Linked DNA regions of Mus musculus: region 1 is linked to region 2. The links are chromatin contacts, found by Hi-C or POLR2A ChIA-PET in ENCODE. All regions are on one chromosome and are shown on one strand. The core of a region is the stretch at or near the end of the contact, and the rest is flanking DNA. Distances in the headings are between cores, read along the strand shown. Region 1 holds the start of Rac1 (Rac family small GTPase 1). Region 2 holds the start of 0610040B10Rik (RIKEN cDNA 0610040B10 gene).

Region 1 (3,156 bases), core at 95-2,594, 200 kb after region 2:
CCACAGACAGACATGTTAGCAGAAAAATAAAGTTCTCTGACCGTCTGGCTGACTTAGTTACAGGGACGATCCCAAAGTCTAATGTAGAGTTCTGTAAATACGCTGAACAATCGCTCATAAATCCACGGGCTCATAAACCCATGGGCGGCGAGTGCTCACTGCAAGTGTGGAAGGCATTAAGCAAGTTTGGCAACGTACTCGACTGAACTAGAAAGTGGACCAGTTGCACTCTGCGTTTGAGGAAACGGGTGGTAAATCTCCAAGCTTCCTCGTTAACACGAACCTACACAAGCTACGCTGAGACGCGCGATTTTGCTCCGATTACACTGAGATTCTTGTTTCTACCGAAGGGGTGGGGGGAACGGGACGGACTGCATAAGACCAGTCTTGTCTCCCTCAAGGGCCTGAAACCATCACGGTCAATCACGAAAAGAATTGCCTCGAGTCACAGGGAGCTGGATCTGCTACATCCATATCTAATGCCTTCAGAGAAGGTTTGTTTGTTTTTAATAACCACACTTCGTTCAATGGACAGTCTTCATCACACTCCTTCAGCTAGCATCCCAGTAACTTTCTCGGCGTAAGTGTGAAAATGAATATTTTTATAAACACCCTGTCAAGTCGAAGCAACCGAGCCCTTTCCCAAGTTCCAGGTCACCCAAGTGACTGGTGCAAACATGCATCGACCAGGGCCGGCCGACTTGGAGGCCGTTACCTATCCCAGTTCTCGGGGGGGGGGGTGCGAGGGGGTACCCTGAGTAAATGAAGAAACTATACGTCCCTTTCTCAAAAGACAAAAATTTTTTTTAAAAATGTTTCAAGAAAAATTCTTCAAACCAGCCTCGCCTACGTGCCAAGTCGAGTAGGGCGACGGGCGGCGTCCGGCCCGGGAAGAAGGCAGGAGGGTGGAGTTCACTTTTCCCTCCGGCCGGCTCGCCCAGGCCCTCCCCCAACCAGAATCCGGAACCAGGCCCGGGAGGGTGGGAGGCTCGCGCCCCCCAGAAGGCCGGGCGCGCGCTCTACGCCAGCTCGAGGCTTTTCGGGCCTGCGGGGGCCCCCGATGGCGCTGCGCGCGGCACCGGGTCCGGAGCGCCAGGCGCGGCCGTGCACTCACCCGTCTCCCACCACCACACACTTGATGGCCTGCATCTGGGCCGCTCGGTGGGCCGCGGCGGCGGCGGCGGCGGCCGGTGGCTGAGGCGCGAAGCGGCGGGCTCGGGAAGCGCTGGGCGAGGCTGCGGGCGGCGGGGCGCCGAGTGCCGGGACTGCTGTCCACGCCGCCGGGCCCTCAGCGCACGGGAAGGCGAAGCGCAGCAGCAGCCACCACCCAAAGCTGGGGAAAACTGCAGAGAAACAGGAAATGGCCGCTCCACTCACATCCGGCCTCCCCTCCCCCTCGGTGCCGTCGACGCAGCTCCCAGGCTCCGGGCGGGGCCGCTCCCGCCCGCCCGCGCGCCCGCCCGCGCCGTTCCTGGCTTCCACGGGCTTTCGGGAAAGCTCGGCAACAGTCGGCTCCAGCCGGAGAACGGGCTCGGCGGCCGCGGGGCGGGGCGGCCGCCATCTTGGCACGCTAAAGCGTCCCGGTTGTGACCAGGTTTAGGAAGCCCTCTGAATCCTGGGGTTACGGGTTCGGGTCAGTGGTAGGGTCCCGTTCGCTCGCAACCTACTTGTGCCAACTCCATGGAGAGATTCCTGAGCCCCCTTGTTATGTGATAACTACAGTATGCTGTAGCGTAAGATCCTGCTAGAAAATTCTGTATAGCTCGTGCCACAGTGAGATCCAGTCTCAAAAAAGAAACTGCTAGGGATGTAGCCAAGTCAGAATGTTTGCCGGCATGTACAGCCTGGGGCTCCATCCCTAGCACATCACAGCCTGCCCTGGTGGCTCACCTGTAATCCCAGCACTTGGTGGGCGGAAGCAGTAGAATCCTGGGGATCAACCTCAAGTCCAACCTCTGGATATGCAACTCAATTGGTAGAGTGCTTCCCCGAGCAGATACAGATATGAAACCCTAGGATTGAACCTCACGACGGTATGAAACAGATGTGGTATATATCAGGTAGTGCATACCTGGAATCCCAGCTCTGGACTGGAGGTAGCAGAAACATCTGAAGTTTGACCTCTGGCTATGTAGCGTCCAGCGTTAACCTGACCTACCATGAGACTTTCTCAATAGGGGTGGGGGGTGGGGAGGGAGCACTAAATAAACAAAAATATAAGGAAAAAAAAACATACATACCATTAAAATAATAAACAGAAGGATAAAGGTCAGAAGAATTCTTTTAAAGATTGCTGATATGATAGGGTAAGCATATAATTCATTCACAAATAAGGTAGCCTATTAGAAGACAAGAACATTAAAGATATTTTTGGTTATCTGTGGTGTGTGTGTGTGTGCATGTTTTCATGTGTGGGCACATGTGTGGTGCACATGTGTATAGAAGACCAAGGTTGACACTGGGTGTATTCAGTTGCTGTTCACCTTATATATATTGAAGTAAGATCTCTCATTGAACACAAAACTGGCCAATTCCAGTTAATCTAGCCAACCAGCTTGCCCTGGAGATCCCATCTTTATCTTCCGGAGTTACAGGTGAGTCACCGTACCCTCCTAGTATACTAGTTTCTGGATTGGAGCTCTGTTCCTCACACTTGCCTGGCAAGTTCCCTCCTCCTGGAGCTTAAGAGGCCAAGCTGCTCTTCCAGTAGACTGGAGTTAGGTTCCCAGCACCTGAATCACATGGCTTACAGCCACCTGTAATTCCAGCTCCAGAGCGATCCAACACCTTTGGCCCCCTGAGACACCTGCATTCATTCACGTGTGTGCACGTGAGCACAGACACAAAATCTAAAATATTTTTTTAAAGAAAAGAAACCAGACCAGGAATTCCAGCCATCCTAATATCCTAACAGTAAAAAAATAAAACAAACAAACAAAAAATAGAAACAAAACAAAAAATTTAAGGGAAGCATCTGTGGAACTATTCCACGAGAATTTCCCAGACCTGGAGGATAAACCATTTACAGATAGATAATGCCCACAGGGAAGGAAATCTGCCCCACTGCACTGTACAAACTTGTAAAACTTCAGAACCATGTGAACACATAAGACCCTTCTGGCTTCCAAAGAGAAAACAAAGTCTTAAAGAGACAGG
Region 2 (3,019 bases), core at 512-3,011:
ATAGCTCACAAGCTCAGCTAGACTGACTGGCCAGCAAGCCCAACAGAGCCTACTGTCCCCCTCCCCCATGCTGGACTGTAGATCTGCACTGCCAAACCAGAAGCATAGATAGACCTTTACATTAGGATTTGTAACAGAAGCAAAATCACACGTGTGAAGTAGCAAGGAAAGTAACTTTATGGCCGAGGGTCCCCACAACATGAAGAACTGTATTAAGAGGTCACAGCATTAGGAAGACTGAGAGCCTCTGGGATCTGTAGCTCGGACCTGGAGCTCAACGTTTTGTGGCGAGGCTGACATGCATTAAAGCACACTCACGTTGGTGCTGGGGATCCAAGCTCAGGACTTTGTGCTTGCACAGCAAGCACCCTCACTCACCGAGCGAGCTCCCAGCCCACCAACCCCTTGTTTTTTGAGACAGGATCTGACTATGCAGGCCAGGCTAGTTTGGAACTCAGAATTCTCCTGTCTCAGCTTTCAAAGGGTTGGGATTCCAGAAGTGCACCACCACACCCAGCAATACACCCTTTTACATCTTTAAATATTCACATGGATACTGATAAAGTCCTGCAAAAGAACCTGCGCCGACCTCATCAGAATGAGCAACTCCTAGAGGTAGTCAGGGTCCCACACCCAAACTTGGGCATATTTAACAGGTCAGTGGTCATGATGTCACCCATCACCCTCCAGACCAGAATGATGAAATATAAAAAGCCCGTGTTAAGAAACTGGGAACACTGACATTGGCTTTACGAGGCAGGATTCTGGACCAAAATTCCAACGCAGAGAATCAAAACAGAAACTATTAACAAAAAGGAAACAAACAAAAAAATGCCATTCTCACAAGGTAACAGGGCTCCGGTCTACATATTTCTCTAGGTCGGACACTTCCAGCGGCACCTTTTGCGTTCATTTCCCTTTGCCACATCCAAGGAGAATTCAGATAGCAGCTCCGCTTGGGCAGCGCCGTGAATTTGGCACGCGCAAAACTGGCGACATGGTTGTTCCAGGAGGCTGGAACCGGCTGCGGAGACAATCAAACGCAACACTTACATACTGCTGAATAAGTCTCCATGGCAGAGTGCACTGTGAAAGGCATTCAGAAGTAGAGGATGCTGTACCGCTGCTGACCTGGGAAGAAAACTTCAAAGTCCACTAGTTTGGGGGTCTATCATCCCTCTAGCTGTCACTGTCACTGTCACTACGCCTATCACTGAGGCGCCCACACCGGGGTCCAGACGCATGGTGAGGTTGTCCACATGGGGTAGGGCCCCAGTCGTTTCCCTTTGCTGGACACTTTCCGGGTACATTATTCAAGGCCCTTGCATGCTTGAGGTCACAGAATCTGCAGCTGCGGGGAACCAGGGAAGGGCAGTGGTGAATGGAGCCCATCCCACAACCAGATCCCGGACGCATCAGGCTCAGAGGAGACAAGGGAGGCTCGGAAGCAGGCTGGGAGACGGCAACTACGTCCGGAGCCCGGACAACGACTGGAAGAGGAGGGGACACAGCGAGCGGGATGCAGGGGGCTCGGAGAGGACTGTGCTCTCACTCAAACACGGGGTCCCGACGGCCGCCGCCCAGCCGGGGTGTCACAGAGCCTTCCGGAGCCGCCTTACCCCAAACCGGGCCAACCGTCCGCCGCTGCCGGCGGACCCCAGCGGAGCGCTCCCCAAGACTTCCGGCGCGTCCATGGCGTCATCAGTGCCCGCGACGGAGGCGACTTCCGACGGAAAAAGTAGCGGGAGGCCGGAAATTATTGTCTTTGGCCTCTGGTTCTGCGAGCCGATTGTGTTTTCGTACCGTCGTAGGTTTTCTTTCTCTTTTCTTTTTCTCTTAACGTTTGTCTTTCTCCCTCCCTCGTCCTCTGCTCTCTCTTCCTTCGCACTTTTATTATTACTTGACAATTTACTGCCTATGTACGAGTCCTTCGTTCTCCCAACCCCGTCCCATTTTCGTGGCCTTGATTTGATTCTTGTGGGTGTGTTTGCTTGTTGTGATCCGCTGAGTGTAATTCTGATTTCTTGTATGTGCGTAGATTTAAAAAGCTATTTTCTTTTTCTTCTTTAAAAAAAAAAAAAGATTTGTTTTATTTATTTTATGTGAGTCCAATGTCGCTGTCTCCAGACACACCAGAAGAGGGCATCAAATCCCATTACAGATGGTTGTGAGCCACCATATGGTTGGGGGGATTTGAACTCAGGACCTCTGGAAGAGCAGTCAGTGCTCTTAACCGCTGAGCCATCTCTCCAGCCCTAGCTATTTTCTTTTTAAGAATTTCTTTCCAAAATATGATCTCAGCTAGGCATAGTGGCCCATGACTTTATTCACCGCCCTAAGGAAACAGAGGCAGGTCTCTCTGAGTCAGAGGTCAGCCTTGTTTACATGAGTTCCGGGACAGGCAGGGCTACATAGCTAGACCTTTTCTAAAACAAAACAAAACAAATGAGCAAACAAAATTAAAGTCCCACCAAATTATACCAGGCTGGCCTTGGGCTTTTGAACCTCCTGTCTCAGCCTAACTTTGGTTGGGATGGCAGGCACACCTAACACAGGAACTGGAATTTTCGAGCACTTTTGACAGAATATGAAGGCTGTCTTGGGTCGGTGCAGGAGAACTGCTGGACTGTGCCGAGCCTTTGCATGTCCTGGCGGGAACTCAGCAGTAACCCTTGACCACCCAGCAGGTACCTAGACAGGGACACCTGTGTCTTCCTGGCAGACACACCACTGGGCCCTGTCCCAACAGTCCCAGCATGTTCCACTGCAGGGGTCACAGTATGTCCCCCTGTGAGTCAGGTTCTGCTGACCGCATGCCCCTACTCCTGCCATCTCTGTGCACAGCTTTAACGTCCTCCCTGTGGGGAGCAGTGACTAGTGTTTTATCCCTGAGGATAAAAAGGCTGTTTTGATAATGGGCAGGCTTGGCTTGAGAGGAGCTGCTGCTAAACATAGCACTGAGAAGGTTCCTGGAGGGGATGGGGGTGCTGCTTTGTCTGAGTGCCCCCCAGGTCCTCCG

What was found. A loop is a pair of places that touch in the nucleus more often than their neighbours do. ChIA-PET counts read pairs that join two places held with the same protein, here RNA polymerase II (POLR2A).
Region 1: a loop to region 2 is called in a map of T-helper 17 cell, with 2.1 times the contacts of the local background. The contact joins the promoter of Rac1 here to the promoter of 0610040B10Rik in region 2. A Hi-C loop is called at or near these places in 1 of 37 maps with a recorded cell type or tissue (T-helper 17 cell). POLR2A ChIA-PET finds 5 or more read pairs at or near these places in 1 of 5 experiments (Patski).

The regions. Positions count from the first base shown.
Region 1 is chr5:143,526,649-143,529,804 of GRCm38, forward strand. It overlaps Rac1 (Rac family small GTPase 1), which reads right to left and starts at 1,345. Exons shown (of 6, transcript NM_009007.2): 1 at 1,115-1,345. The coding sequence starts at 1,149.
Region 2 is chr5:143,327,547-143,330,565 of GRCm38, forward strand. It overlaps 0610040B10Rik (RIKEN cDNA 0610040B10 gene), which reads left to right and starts at 1,762. Exons shown (of 2, transcript NR_027874.1): 1 at 1,762-1,807. It overlaps Zdhhc4 (zinc finger, DHHC domain containing 4), which reads right to left and starts at 1,692. Exons shown (of 8, transcript NM_028379.5): 1 at 1,620-1,692; 2 at 845-1,024.